Regions from separate parts of the Mus musculus genome. Here region 1 is linked to region 2. The links are chromatin contacts, found by Hi-C or POLR2A ChIA-PET in ENCODE. All regions are on one chromosome and are shown on one strand. The core of a region is the stretch at or near the end of the contact, and the rest is flanking DNA. Distances in the headings are between cores, read along the strand shown.

Evidence for each region. A loop is a pair of places that touch in the nucleus more often than their neighbours do. ChIA-PET counts read pairs that join two places held with the same protein, here RNA polymerase II (POLR2A).
Region 1: a map of heart shows a loop between it and region 2 (10-fold over the local background). The contact joins the enhancer-like site here to the promoter of Wdr26 in region 2. A Hi-C loop is called at or near these places in 5 of 37 maps with a recorded cell type or tissue (gastrocnemius, heart, regulatory T cell and 1 more). POLR2A ChIA-PET finds 5 or more read pairs at or near these places in 2 of 5 experiments (Patski and embryonic stem cell).

What each region holds. Positions count from the first base shown.
Region 1 is chr1:181,252,113-181,258,720 of GRCm38, reverse strand. No RefSeq gene overlaps it. Among named protein-coding and RNA genes, the nearest start is that of Gm39718, 32 kb to the left of the region's middle. Within about 2 kb of position 1,846, at least 3 of the 3 ENCODE cell types and tissues checked have a DNase peak (open chromatin) inside an H3K27ac peak, as active enhancers do; they include gastrocnemius and heart, where a contact is called at or near this core.
Region 2 is chr1:181,207,841-181,215,351 of GRCm38, reverse strand. It overlaps Wdr26 (WD repeat domain 26), which reads left to right and starts at 3,374. Exons shown (of 14, transcript NM_145514.5): 1 at 3,374-4,276; 2 at 6,040-6,139; 3 at 6,245-6,349. The coding sequence starts at 3,915. It overlaps Gm38664, which reads right to left and starts at 3,916. Exons shown (of 6, transcript XM_011238899.2): 1 at 3,853-3,916; 2 at 3,306-3,542. The coding sequence starts at 3,916.

The DNA.
Region 1 (6,608 bases), core at 597-3,096, 45 kb before region 2:
AACCTCCAGGTGTGCTATGCCAGGCACTGTGCTTCTGCCAACACCTTGACCTTCACATCGCCTCTTCCAAAGCAGTCTCCTCTAATTCCTTCTAGCTGGGCAGTGAAACATTTGCTGCTGGCTTCCCATCTTCCAGATGGTTAAACTGAGGCTCAGCAAGGCAAAACAAAAGCATCTCAAAGCTAGCTCTAGGTGGACTTGGGTTTGTATTTAGTTTCGTTGTTTGTTTTGCTTTGAGATGGCGGCTCCCTACGTAGCTCACACTGGCCTGAAACTCAGTATGTAACATAACTTTGTCCAGCATTCACGAGCCTCCTGCATCGGGGCTTCCCAAGTGCTGGGATTACAGGCCTGTACCTTCTAGCTTCCAAGTAGACTTTGAACTCAAACAGTGTGATTCAGCATAGAGGGCTAGTTACTGCTCTATCATAGGAGAGCTCGGAGGAAGACTTACATGGGATGCGAGGGCGACCCCCCAGCTCTAGGAAGGATTGAGTTGGGCTCTCTAGGAAAAGCAGGATGGACTTGGTGGTCCGAGATCTGTTTTGAGAGAGGTTGGGGACAGGATTCCAGGATTGAAGCCTACCAGAGCTGCTGAGAGTTCCAGAAAAGAATGTGAAGTGAAGGGGGAGGGGTGGATAATAGAGCAGGGAGCACAGGACCAGCCTCTCCCACCCAGAGGTCCCAGAAGTGCTGAGGAAGGGAACTTCCAGGGTGCCCAGGGCGAGGTTGGGGATCAATTTCCCTTAGAAAGTGGGGCAGGAACCCAGAATTTCACCCTGTTGGCATTCGAGTAACCGCCTACATTTCTAAAGAACACACCACAGTTTACAAATTACTTGCACAAAAAAAAATGTCCTGTTTCACTATGACAGGCAACCTGTGTTAGGCAACTTAAAAATCCTGCACTGAGCTGAGTTCACCGCGGGCCCAGTGAGGGTGGTTCTGTTACTGTCCCTCCCGTACTGGAAAACAGAGGCCAAGGTCAGTTGTCATGTGGCAACATTGGGGTTGGAGCCCAGATCTAATTCGGGAAGGACTCGCTTAAACCGCAGTCCCCAAACAACCTAAGAAGCAAGCAAGTTACTGTTAGCGCTTTGCAGGTGGAGAGGCTCGAGTGAGTATGGACTCTAGCAGGTTCACTCTGCTCATGGTTAAACCAGGTTTCCAGACGTGAGTAGCACAGAGGATTTGCAGGAGGGCCGCGGGTAGACACACCCGAAGCCCGGGTCTGTCTATCTAAGTTCCACAGCTGCCGTACACACCCGTACAGCCTTGGGGAGAAATATTCCAGATTACCAAACACAGCGCTTGTACAATAATCAGGTTGTGCGAAGACCAGATTAGGGAAGACCCACCCCGTGTAGAGCCCCGAGGCTCGAAACCCTCCGGATGGTACTGGCTAGGGCTGGTGATACCTCCTCACCCAGAACCTGGAATTAAGGGAGGCGGGTTCTGCTCCTCTAGAGCCCAAACCCGAGGAAGGAAATGGAAGGGTGGGATGGTGTCAGACGGAAGGGAAAGCAGAGAAGAGGAAGACCAAAGCCAGCAAGGGGGAAGGGGAGGCTCAATGGTCTACGCCCTGACTGTGCGGCAGATGCATGAGGCCCCAAGACTCTGCCTGGCAAGTGCAGACTGATTGCATAGGATCAAATACCGTGCAAGGTTAGTACACCGTGTCCTAGGTAGAGAGGAGGATTTTAATACAGAATAAAGGCCGCCCTCTTTCCTGCCCTCCTCCCACAGAGGGGGGGGAGGGGGGTGACTGGCCCTGGCAGGTCGCCTGTCCCCGCCCCGCGCCCTCCCCAGAGCCTCCTGCCCGCTGAGGTCGCCGCCCAGCAAAGCCTGGGCACTCCTCCCTTGCTTGCCGCAGGTCTCGGCCCATCACCCGAGCCTGGTCCCACCCGCCAAACCACATACTTTCACCTCCGTCTCACCCTTCCCTCCACCCTTCCCGTCTTCCTGGCCCAGTCCTCGCCACTCAGATGATTTTTAAGTCTGCCGCTTCCTTTCAATGGCTAGAGAAAGGATGGAAGGCTTGTGTTTGGCAGTGTTTAAATTACTCCAGAAAACACCCAGTGGCAAAGACAATAAAAGGGTACAGTTTCTTCGGCTGCTTCCGCAGGGCAGGGGGAGGGGTGGCCCGCTAACCTCCACCCACCTGCCGCCCGCCCGCCAGCTGTCTTCTGGGTGGACAGCACGGGGTCTCACCCCTGTCCCCTCCCCCCACCTCCTCTTTGGCAGGCTGGCAGCCTAGGCCAGCTGGATGGCTTGTCTCTACTCTGAGCTAGAAGGCTTCTGAAGTTAGCTGAGGCTCACAACTCTCATGCGCCTGCTGGGCGATCAAGACTTTTTACAAGGAGGGTGGCGCTATTGCCTCCTATCCGTGTCCATCAGAAACCCCTTCCTGACCAGCTTCGTTCCCACAAGCAACTGCGGCTGCTATCTCATGCCACCCGCGTATTCCAGCAGAGTTTGAGGAAGACCCTAATTTCCATTTCTTCCAGCAAATATGATTGCTTGACTCCAACTTCTGAGGTCCTGGGGAAGACAAGAGCCTGTGTCTGGGCTCATCTTAGCAGTTAGCTTGGAATCTGCTCACAACGGGTCACCCCCGGGGAAGTAAGTCCCTTGCTCACAACCTCGATGGCAACCATCCAGAACGAGAGAGAACTCTGCACACCTCAGCTCACCCTGCCTGTCCCCAGGAAGACTCACACTTGCCCATGCTCCTACCCGACCTCCTTCCAATCCTTTGTCTAAGGAACCTCCTGTAGCAGGACTGTCCTAGAAAGCATCCAGCTAAGAAAGACTTCTGCATTAAAGCATTACTTGCTACAGTAGAGCTACGTTCAAGCTTCTAAGTGACTGTCTGCTAATGATGTGACCTTGGGCAAGTCACTTAATCATGCTAAGATCCATGTTAGTCACCTGTCGATTTATCATCGATGCCAGAGTGCAGCCTGCTGCCCATATGAAAGGGGAGTGAACACAGCTTCCTCACCCCCATCTCTATTACAGATGGAGCCCAGCGCATCACAGGTGCTACTGAGCGCCCCTGACAGCTGGCCCGAGACACACCTCCACGCTGCTGCCTGAAGCAGCTCGAACTCCTCAGCTGCCTCTCAAGTGAAGTGGGAGTGGATTTCACTGCAGAGAGAGATTTTAGGGCGAGCCAATAAGACACACAGTTGGGGTTTATTAAGAAGGCATGCCAGCTTGAAGAAAAAGAGGGGCTCGGGTCAGATAATGCACACAGATCCACAGGTGTGTGGGCCTCTCAAGGGGGAGTGTCCCTGCCGTGTCTTAGTGACAACCACACATATAATGTTGGTAGCTCTCAAGCTACATCTCACAGCATCAATAAGAAGACCCCCCCCCCTTTTTTTTTTTTTTTTTTTTTTTTTTTTTTGATAATCGAGGTTAAGGTGTGGCTTCAAAAGCACCTGGATAGGATTGCTAGCTGAGAAAGAAGATAAAACCATGCATGAGCCAAGGGGGGTGTGCAAGGGGTTAAGGCCTGTCCCTTACTATAAATGGTGCTTCTGGTGAGATCCCTCGAAAACTGCAGGTTTACACAGTTGTGAGAGGGAGAAAGGCCGAACCTGCTTCTGTCTAAAGCATGGTGGTTGTCGCTGCTCCAATGTCTCTACGTGGGCGTGGTGGCACTCCTTTAATCCCAGCACTAGGGAGGCAGAGGCAGGCGGATTTCTGAGTTCAAGGCCAGCCTGGTCTACAAAGTGAGTTCCAGGACAGTCAGGGCTATACAGAGAAACCCTGTCTCAAAAAACCAAAAAAAAAAAAAAAGTTATCTCTCTGGGGTTCATCTCACCTCACCAGCAGTTTTATTAACTGCACTGGGACTCCTAATTCTTAGCTAGTGAGAAACTTCTCCTTTCTTCCCTCCCTCCTTCCCTTCCTTCCTTTTTCTTTCTTTCTTTTTCTGAGACACGGTTTCTCTGTGTAGCCCTAGCTGTTCTAGAACTCACTTCAGAGACCAGGCTGACCTCAAACTCAGAAATCCACCCACCTCTGCCTGCCGAGTGCTGGGGTCAATGATGCACCACTCTGCCCAGCCCCAAGGCAGAGTTCTTCCCAAAGTGCTTTTCACACAGCAGCTGTCGATAATGGCTGCAGTCATTTTGACATCATTCCTGGGCCCCTGCAATGACCAAGTATGAATCCCCCTGCCTCAAGAGGGACTCTTTGTTCTGTTCAAAGAACAATCAAGAATGCTATCAACTAGACATCAAGGGAAACAGAAGCGGCCGAATGTCTGTGGTTCAGTGGGAGAATGGACGCTCTGGGTTCATCCCCGGCACCGTCAGAAAAGAAAACCCGGAATGAACAAGCACCATTACAGCAAGAAAGTACAAAGAAAGTGCTTTGGGAAGTAAGAAACAGAAAGCTGGTCCTTCATTTTCTGCCAAAGGAGAATATAAGCCTGGCCGAGCTGTAAAAATAAAACTTTGCCTTGCACTGTCCGTGTTAGCGCCTGGTTTCCTACACCATAACACTTCAAATGAACTCTGACCTCCATTCCTGGGTATGTGTGTGAGAGAGAGACCCATACTTTCTCTGGCTCTGGCTCTCTCACACACAGATAGATAGGCAAACAGAGAGTTAAACTAACAGGGCTTCAGAGCAGCCTCTGAGAGTGGTGTGCAAAACTGGTGAGTTTTGGCTTGCAAGAACCGATTTTATAAGCTGTTTATTAGACATAGTCATTATTAAATATTGAACCTGATAATTTACAATTAAACACACTATATTGAAACTGAGGGCAGTATGTTCTCAGCACCTACCACTCTGAGATTATTAGACAGCAGTTACTTTCCCCTCTGCTCCTGGATTTGATTTGATTTTTTAACAACTGTATCTATCTGGTAACTTCACAGTGATGTGACTGCTTTTCTCTTCCCAGGTCTATAGCCAGCTGTTCCTGTTGGAATTGGCCTCAAAGGAGTATTTTTTACCACAGAACCTTCCCTTTCCTTCTTTGGCAGAGCCAACTAAACACGTGCCAGTCATTCCCATTAGAGATGTTTCCCCCGTGCCTGTAAAGCACAGCCCTTGCTCTTTAGTAGTAGCTTATTATATTAAATTAAGCAAGGCTTGTTTCTTGGTTATTGTTACAACTTTGATTAATCCAGATGAATTATTAGAAGAATGTATCTCTAATAAGCCTAAGTAACTATTTTTTAATTATTTATTTATCTTATGTATGTGAGTACACTGTAGCTGTCTTCAGACACACCAGAAGAAGGCATCAGATCCCATTACAGATGGCTGTGAGCCACCATGTGATTGCTAGGAATTGAACACAGGACCTCTGGAAGAACAGTCAGTGCTCCTAACAGATGAGCCATCTCTCCAGCCCCTAGGGAAGTATTTATATAATTGTGAGAAAGAAAAATAATTTAGTACATAAAAGCACTTGGAGAATTGCTGGCATGCATGTAATCCCAGTATTTATGTGGCAGAGGCAGGAAGGTGATAAGTTCAAGGCCACCCTAGGCTACATGGAAAGTTCCTGGTTGGGCTATACAATAAGAGAGTCACTTTCTCCCCAAAAGAAATCCTTTTGAATAACATCTCATAGTTGCTTTTTGGATAGTTTGTAGATAGTCCTTTAATCTAGAAAATTAATATCTTGAAAGTGCTTTTGTTTCCTAATTTAAAATATGCTAAGACTGAGCGGTGGTAGCACACGCCTTTAATCCCAGCACTTGAGAGGCAGAGGCAGGCGGATTTCTGAGTTCCAGGACAGCCAGAGCTATACAGAGAAACCCTGTCTCGGGAAAAAAAAAATGCTAATACTAAAAAAATGTCCGTAAAAAGTGTCCCCTCTTGCTCCATTTCTAAGAGGAGTGTTGGGGTGATGACTTTCAAATCATCACCTGTCTGCTAGGAGTTGGGGGTCCTTGCCCAGGTGCCACTTAAGATTGTCAGGTGTGTGTGATATGGCATCAGTCCTTGGTGGCAGGCCTGCCTGCGTTCTAAGGCTGTCAATACACTTGCCAAACCTCCTCCTGCTTCTCTTTCAGGGTTTTCCTTAAAAGGTTGCTATTCTTTTCTGTGTTTACAGTCTTCAGTCAAACTGGAGGGGGAAAGCAGATATCTATTGACAGTAAAACTGAATTGCTTTGGGCATTTAAAATATAATAACCAGCAGTGTCAGAATGGTGACGAGTCAGGTTCTTGTGTCCTGGGGAACACAGGCAAGGTTTCAGTAGGATCCCTGTGTGGTTCCTAGGAGACCCTGAGCTGACAAAGAGCAGGTGAGGCAGAGGCCTCCAATTAGAAGAGAAAGCTCTTATACTGGAGAGTGTGGTCTTGCCTTGCTGCATCTGGGCTCAGCTGTCAGGCAGCATCTCTGGTCACTACTTTTAACAGTAAGGCAGTTTTTCAAGAGACAGACTCTTGCTTCCATCTGTGTGAGTAGAACATGTTTATAGCTGTTCTATTTTTAACTTGGAGCTGCATGTGAGTCCAGGGTCTCCATTTATGTCTGTCTGACTTTGCAGTGGAACCACAAACAGGTATGGTCCCTGTGGGGATCCTTCTCAGCCTCTGGGTGGGCTCAGGCTTTCCCATAATATGGGAAT
Region 2 (7,511 bases), core at 2,125-4,624:
TTTTAGATTTACTTATTTTTCCTTTATCTGTATAAATGTTTCGTCTGCCTGTATGTGCATCCCATGCATGCCTCCTGGGTCCCTTGGATCTAGGGTTACAGATGGTTCAGGTGCTGGGAATCAGATGGCTTTTCTGCAAGAGCAGGGAGTGCTCTTGTCTCTTCAGCACTCAAATCCTTTTGAGAAGAGAAGAAATGCATTTACTTTATAAAGCCCAGACAAGTATCTGTCACTGAAACAAAAGGTTTACAAAATAACCATGCCACCCTCAAGTGGCTTACCCCACTGTTCATGCTTGTATCATTTTCTGCTTTACTTTAAAACCATCTATTATGGCTAAGTACATGGATTTCACAAGTGGGTTATGACCCATAGTTTGAAAAACACAGCCTTAAGATGAACACACAGGGATTCTGCCCTCCAGACGTCCGTACCCTCGCTGTCAGCCTCAAATATACACAGTCCCAAGAGAACCTGAAGCCTGGCAAAGGCCTTGGTGCCAATTACTTCAACAACCTACTGAGCAGCAGACTTTGCAGCATCCCTGACAAGGTGGCACAACCAAAACGTCTGCTTCTCAGTGACACCATCAGCTGTGCACACAGAAAATCCCTGCTTCCCCATCACTGTAGAACCAGACACAGCAGTTCCTCCATTTTGCACCTACCACAGGGCTTTCATATAGAGCCCCATATAGTAGAACAGAAGTTAATTAAGCACCTAAATACACATGCAACTTTTCCCTAAGAGGCAACTTGACTTAGTCCTAGCCCCAGCTTGGTCTTTTGTAGGAGGACAGAAGAGATAAAGCCAGGAGACAGAGATCTAGAAGGTTCCCCTTAAGTGACCTCAGGAGAGCCAGCGGATGAGCTCATCCGCAATCTCCGGTCCTGGGGAGTCCTTAACAAGTCATAGTCCTACCAAAGGCTGGAAGCTGGGAGACACTCCCCTAAGGAGGTTCACTGGAGCTGAGTCTTTTTTTTTTTTGTTTGTTTTTGTTTTTCGAGACAGGGTTTCTCTGTGTAGCCCTGGCTGTCCTGGAACTCACTCTGTAGACCAGGCTGGCCTCGAACTCAGAAATTCGCCTGCCTCTGTCTCCCGAGTGCTGGGATTAAAGGCGCGTGCCATCACGCCTGGCAGGAGCTGAGTCTTGACAGAGAAACTCCACATAATCGGGCTGTGGAGAAGACAGGAGGTCTTCAGAAGAAACAAGCCTAGCAATTCGGCAACAGTGACAAAGGGTTCACAGAGATGGCAAGAGATTAAAACCTTTCCAGAAAGGTACACCGTACAATCTGAAACACATAATTTATGAGCTAACTAAAAATAAAATAAAAACAAAAGGCTTTTTAAAAGAGAGCTAGCCAAAAAGAAAGACTGAGATAAGACCAGATCCACTAGGGAATGCAAGACAACTATACATTTTTTTTTTAACATGTGGGTAACATGAGGTTACTAAAGCCTTCTGAATGTGAAGAACAGTATTCCAAAATTATTGCAAGTGGAGCCGAAACCTGTCTCTAAAGGCTCTAGAGTCAGACAATAAGCTCCCAATGTTTTACTATAGATAAAAGGGGCACATGCATATGGATTTCATAAATTCAAGAACTTCTAAGAGGCATCTAGGCTACTCTGAGGTGAAAAGCTGAGATGTGCGCACTGAGCCTGGATGGTGATGAAGTCCTAGTCATTGCTCCTCTCCTCTCCCCCTTTGTTAAGGAGTGGAAACCTGGCCTATAGTTAAATGGTCCTTTTCTTTATAAAAGCTACAGACTTTACTCAAACTAAGCTCCTGACTTGATCCACCTGAAGGTTGCTAGGAACCAGTAGATTACGATAAACCATTTTTCAGAAAGTAAATTTTGCCTAAACACTAACAACCTTCATGATAATGAGATTTCTAAAGTTGCTGTACAGGGCTCTATGAGGGCATTGACTATCTAGTAATTCTGGCTCTGCTGGATATACTGTCTGTGCCCTATGAACCTCAGCTAAAATGAAGGTCTGTCTCAGGTGAATACAAACACCGTATGTGAGTCACTTTGCAATTACAGCTGACACCTGAAAGCATATTTAAAGCATGACAGCCACAATGCTAGATCTCTGTAAGACTGCCCTGGTCTCTGTCTCTCTTCCCAGTCTCAAGATGAAGAGAGCTCAGGATTCTTGACAAATCATAGGCTAATTTTTATTACACTTCTAAATTTAAAAAAGGCTGTCCCCAAAGACCTAAAAATTACTGAGCTGTGAGTGTTGTAAATTTCAGAGACATAAGATGTATTGCTTAAGGCTGTTGGGTCTGTTTGTTTGGTCTTTTTGTTGTTGTTTTCCTCCCAAATGGAAGTCACGTCAGGAAAAATATCTGTCCACACCAGGTCTACATGCTACGACCCAAGTCCATGAAACTGACTAGGGCCCCATGGACCATTTGCCACAGAGTAACATAGTTACTCAGTTCTCTGCTGCTGTGTTTCTCCACTCAAGAAAGCCGTTTAAAGCGCTGGGACAGTGAAACTCCGGCCACTTGAAAATTTCAAACCAGAATCTGAAACGGTGCCCCAATCCCACCCCTCGGTCAGAGGTACAGGAACCAGGAACAAGACATCTGAGCGAGCACTTAAAAGAAAGACAAAACAAACCTAGTAAAACTCCAAAGCAAAGCGCCTCTACACACCCTCAGCCTTTGAAACGTCTTGCCCCCACGAGTTGTTGTTTTTCCTCCCAGAGGGAAGGCAGTTTACGGCCGACTTCGCCTTCCCAGGGTGGAGCACACTCAGCTCTGCTGTCATCTCCCTTGTCCTGGACTGACACGGATACAACTGTGTGTGGTGCTTGGCTGTGCAAGTTCAAGTGTTTCCACCCTAAACCGAGGCAGTGGTTAAATCCTGAGTGCAGAGCAAGAAGCCGGTGGCCAGGGGCCTAGCACACCCTTGTGCTCGAAGTCACAAGCTGCAAAACCAGGCCGCCGGCGGCCCCACCCTGGCCCGTGCCAGTGCGTCTGCGGCCCCCTCCACGCCGGCCGCTCGCTCCTTTCTGGGTCACTCAGGGTGCAGGGCGAGGACGTGATCTCCGCCTCCCACCCTGCAGGGCCCCGGAGCGAGGCTGCGAACTTACTGCAGGCCGAGCTCGCACGCCTGACCCGGGGAGCCAGGGCGGCCTCGCACAGGCGGGCCAGGTCGTGCTGAGTCGCGCCTCCCCGCCGGGGCCGGACCCCCACCCCCGGCCGCCCTCGCCTTCACCCCACGGCCTCACCCCGGCCGCCGGACACACACGTGCCGGGTGACAGCCCCCTATAGGTTCCATACCTGCTGCCGGAAGTGAGCGAGGAGGGCAGTATAGGCATTTCCTGTGACGCCAGCGCCCGGACTCCATTAGACAGCAGCTGGGGGAAGAATCAACACACCAGGGAGCGGAGCGGCGCGGACCCAGCACCGAGGCGGCCGCTGCCTCCGCCGCCGCCTCCGCCGCCGCCGTCCGGGCTCCCAGCTTCGGGCCCGCGCCCCCCCCAGTGCCCGCGAGCCCCCGGGCCGCGCCGCGAGCGCCTCCGGAGGGGGGGGGAAGGGCCCGGTCCTCCTTCTCCCCCTCCTCCCGCCCCGCCGACCCCCGCCGCGCCCCGCCGGCCTCCCACCACGGCCTCTCTCGGCGAGGAAACTCTGGCCTCCGCTTCCTCCTCCTCCGACTCGGACGCCGGCGGAGCCTCCCCGCCCCCGCGAAAGAAGCCCCGAGCCTCGGCGGCGGAGGGAGCAGGAGAGCCCGGGGCCTCGGCGGGCCGAGCAGGCCTCCCCCCCCCGCCCTCGCCCTCGCCGGCCGCCTCCTCCTCCTCCTCCTCCGTGGTGGTGGTGGTGGGACTGCCTCCGGCCGCCCCCGCCGCCCCGCAGCGGAGCAGCGGCCACAGCCTGGTCAGCGGCGGCACCATGCAGGCCAACGGGGCGGGAGGAGGCGGCGGCGGGGGCGGCGGGGGCCAGGGCCAGACCCCGGAGCTCGCCTGCCTGTCGGCGCAGAACGGGGAGTCGTCCCCTTCGGCGACGTCCGCGGGGGACCTGGCCCACGCCAACGGGCTCCTGCCTGCCGCCCCCTCCGCCGCTGGCAACAATAGCAACAGCCTGAGTGTCAATAACGGGGTTCCCGGCGGGGCCGCCGCGGCCTCCGCCACCGCCGCCGCCGCCCAGGCCACCCCCGAGCTGGGCAGCAGCCTCAAGAAGAAGAAGCGGCTCTCGCAGTCCGATGAGGATGTCATTAGGCTCATAGGACAGCACCTCAATGGCCTAGGGCTCAAGTAAGTGTCCGTCCTACAACTGGTGAGGGCCAGGCCGGGGCCGAGCGGCCGGGTGGGTTGCGGGGACCCCGGGGCCCAGTGCGCAGGAGGCCGGGGACAGACAGCCCTGGGGGGGGGGGCGGTGGAGGGGAGGTCTAGGAAAGGGAATCGGCCCGATGTCTTAAGGCCAGCCGAGCCGCCTGGGCTGGGGAGGGGTAGTGGAAACCCAGGGCGACCCCTCCCCGCGCACCTCCAGAGCAGGATTGTCTGTCCGGGAAGGCGGACACCGAGGTTGTTTATGCTGGGGGAGGGGTGGATCAGAGCGGTGGAAATAATGAACCTTGGAGGATTTGTTTTTCAAGTGTGTCTCAGAGGCATCTTTGTGGGACACCTCCCCACCCCCACCCCTGACCGACAGCAGCCCAGGCAAACTACCAATCAGGAAGGACAGTCGCCTACAAGTGTTTATGGGAACTAAGGGGCTGGCATAATTTGGAAAGAGGCTGTCGAGTAAATCTGATGGGAATAATGAAGTCAGATACCCAGTGGAAGTCATGCAGACAGAGGCCGTGTGTGTGTGTGTGTGTGTGTGTGTGTGTGTGTGTGTGTGTACACACTAGAGGCCTAGCACTAGTAAAATCCCACTTCAAAACCCAGAAGGTTTTCTTTTGAAAATGTGATGTCAGGTCTGGTGAATCATTGGTTTTCAAATACAGTTTGGGTGGTCATTAATGTAGGGTGAAGGTAGACAGCGGGTCCAACCAAAACGCATCTGTTTTGAACACACAGGAAAGAAAAGCTGAGGGAGTTGAGGTAGGGTTGGTGGGAGTGTCCTGGAGCTGAGTGAAGGTGGCAGAGCCAGGAGCTGACAGTAAACAAGCAACAGTTTCTTAGAGTCAAGGCGAATTTGAAGGCAACCAGACCAGGGATTTTGGTTTTGTTTGGTTTTGCTTTGTGTGTGTGTGTGTGTGTGTGTGTGTGTGTGTGTGGAGAGAGAGAGAGAGAGAGAGAGAGAGAGAGCGCACCCGTGCATTGGTTGGGAAAGGGGCAGATCTGCATTTTCTCAGTGACAGAAGTATTTCCACTCCCAAGCTGATAATTGCACTGTTGAGCTGAAAAATGGGGAGCGCTAAAGAAACACCGAACCAAACCATGAACAGCTCCCAGAGAAAAATCCAGAAAGGTTTCACTTTAGTCCCCAAGGAAAAGGAAAAGTGTGAAAATAAATTTTGTGAATGCTAACAGAATATATTACTGAGGGAAGCAGTAAGCTGACAGCAGCAGGCGGAAATAACTCGTGACTGTTTGGAGCCTACAGCATAGTAAATTGGCTATTTTTAGTATGGAGAGAAAGGAAAGGGTTTGGGGTGCTGGACTTGTTTTAATTGTAAAGATTGACCTAGCAGGCTTTCCATACCAGCAGAATATCTGGAAGGAAAGCTATACCTAATACAGGCCATCTGTCACCTTGTATTTTATCTTTCAAAGTGCTGTGCCATAGATAATGTGTAGACCCTAGTTTTTATTTAACCAATGTTAGAGCACATTTTTAGAAATTGTATACTCTTTTAAACTTCTGAAACATTAAATGGCAAAAGTAGGAAGAACTTGCTTAATTCCAGTTTCAAGAAAGGTTTTTAATTTGAAATGTAGGTGGCATTTACTTTATGAAGGGTTTTAAAGCTATTTTTTTTCTTCTTCATGAAGTTGTACATACTAGTTTTTTAGGAAGAGTAAAGCCCTACAGTTGGTCAGGTCTTTCTCACACTGTATCTCTCCTGCAGCCAGACTGTTGATCTCCTCATGCAAGAGTCAGGATGTCGTTTAGAGCATCCTTCTGCTACCAAATTCCGAAATCATGTCATGGAAGGAGACTGGGATAAGGTAAAGGAGGCCGGGAGCTGTGTGACTGCGGCGCTGCAGCTATGTGGTTGATGGGGATTTGGGGACATTGTTGGTTTTCTTTTATATCTTTTTTTTTCTTTGCAGGCAGAGAATGACCTGAATGAGCTAAAGCCTTTAGTGCATTCTCCTCACGCTATTGTGGTAAGAGGCGCACTTGAAATCTCTCAAACGTTGTTGGGAATAATTGTGGTAAATACACTTTTGTTCTTAGTTTCACATTTATGCTTATTTTAGGTTATTGATAACTATAGGCATCTGATCTTAAGAGGCTTGAAAGTAAATTTTATATAATTTATAAATAAGAATGAGTTGTTTATGATTATAACCTATGAACTTTAACTGTTTTAAGTCATGCTTAGTAAATGTCATTTGAAACAATTGGTAATTTACACTTTATAAAAATTTAAAGATTCTCCTGCTTTTAGTGCTGTTGATAAGAGCCTTATTAATGTTAAGAATAAAATATACTTTTATATCACTCAAAATACTCACTGTGTTTGTTAAAGTGAAAAATATACTTGGGTGTATATATACTGTACAGCCTGAAGAATCTGGTAAATTGTTTTTTTTGATCGTTGGAATTACATAGTTAATTAATAATAGTCTAATTATACTGTTGATGTGCCCATGTTCTTTCATTCACGTTATAAGAATGACAGGTGTGAAAGTTTATATGATAGTGTCACCTTGGGAGGGTTAGGTGCAGGCTTGGCTATTGGGCCCCACTCACCAATCCTTATATTCTTGGAAAGATCAGTTTAATAGTTTGTCCTTGTTAGTCTCTTTCATAAACCTTAACTGGTTTAGTTTTGTTGTGTTTTTTGTTTTGTTTTTGTTTTGTTTTTTTAATGCTGGTGGGTTTTAATTCTTTAGGAAGGGTATGTTTTGTTTTGTGTTTTTAAAGCATGAGTGATTGGAAAGCATAAAGAATCAGCTGCTGGCTTATAAACTTGTAGCTGATTCATGTATTGTCAAAAGAAGTTTCCTGTGTGGTGGAGGAGGGACAAAGGAGAGAGTAGGAAGTGAAGTAGGAAGACAACTGTTTGTTAAATGCTAGTATGTGATCATTAGCATTTCCTTTTTTTAAATTGGGTCAAACAGTAACCCTTCTTATCTTTGTTTATAAACTTGATAGAGCCATGGCTGGCTTGTTTGTTTCTTTGTTTGTTTTTTAAAAACTTTGTTTTAAAATAATTTGAAATTCTTTATATAAATCTGTGCAATAATACAATTTTAGAAAGTGGGCTTATGGCAAATTAAAGGTCTAAAGAAGTACGACAAACATGAAGTTAGTTAAATTCACGAATCAATTCTTTCAGTAAATACCCAAACTATTAAAAAATTTAAACCA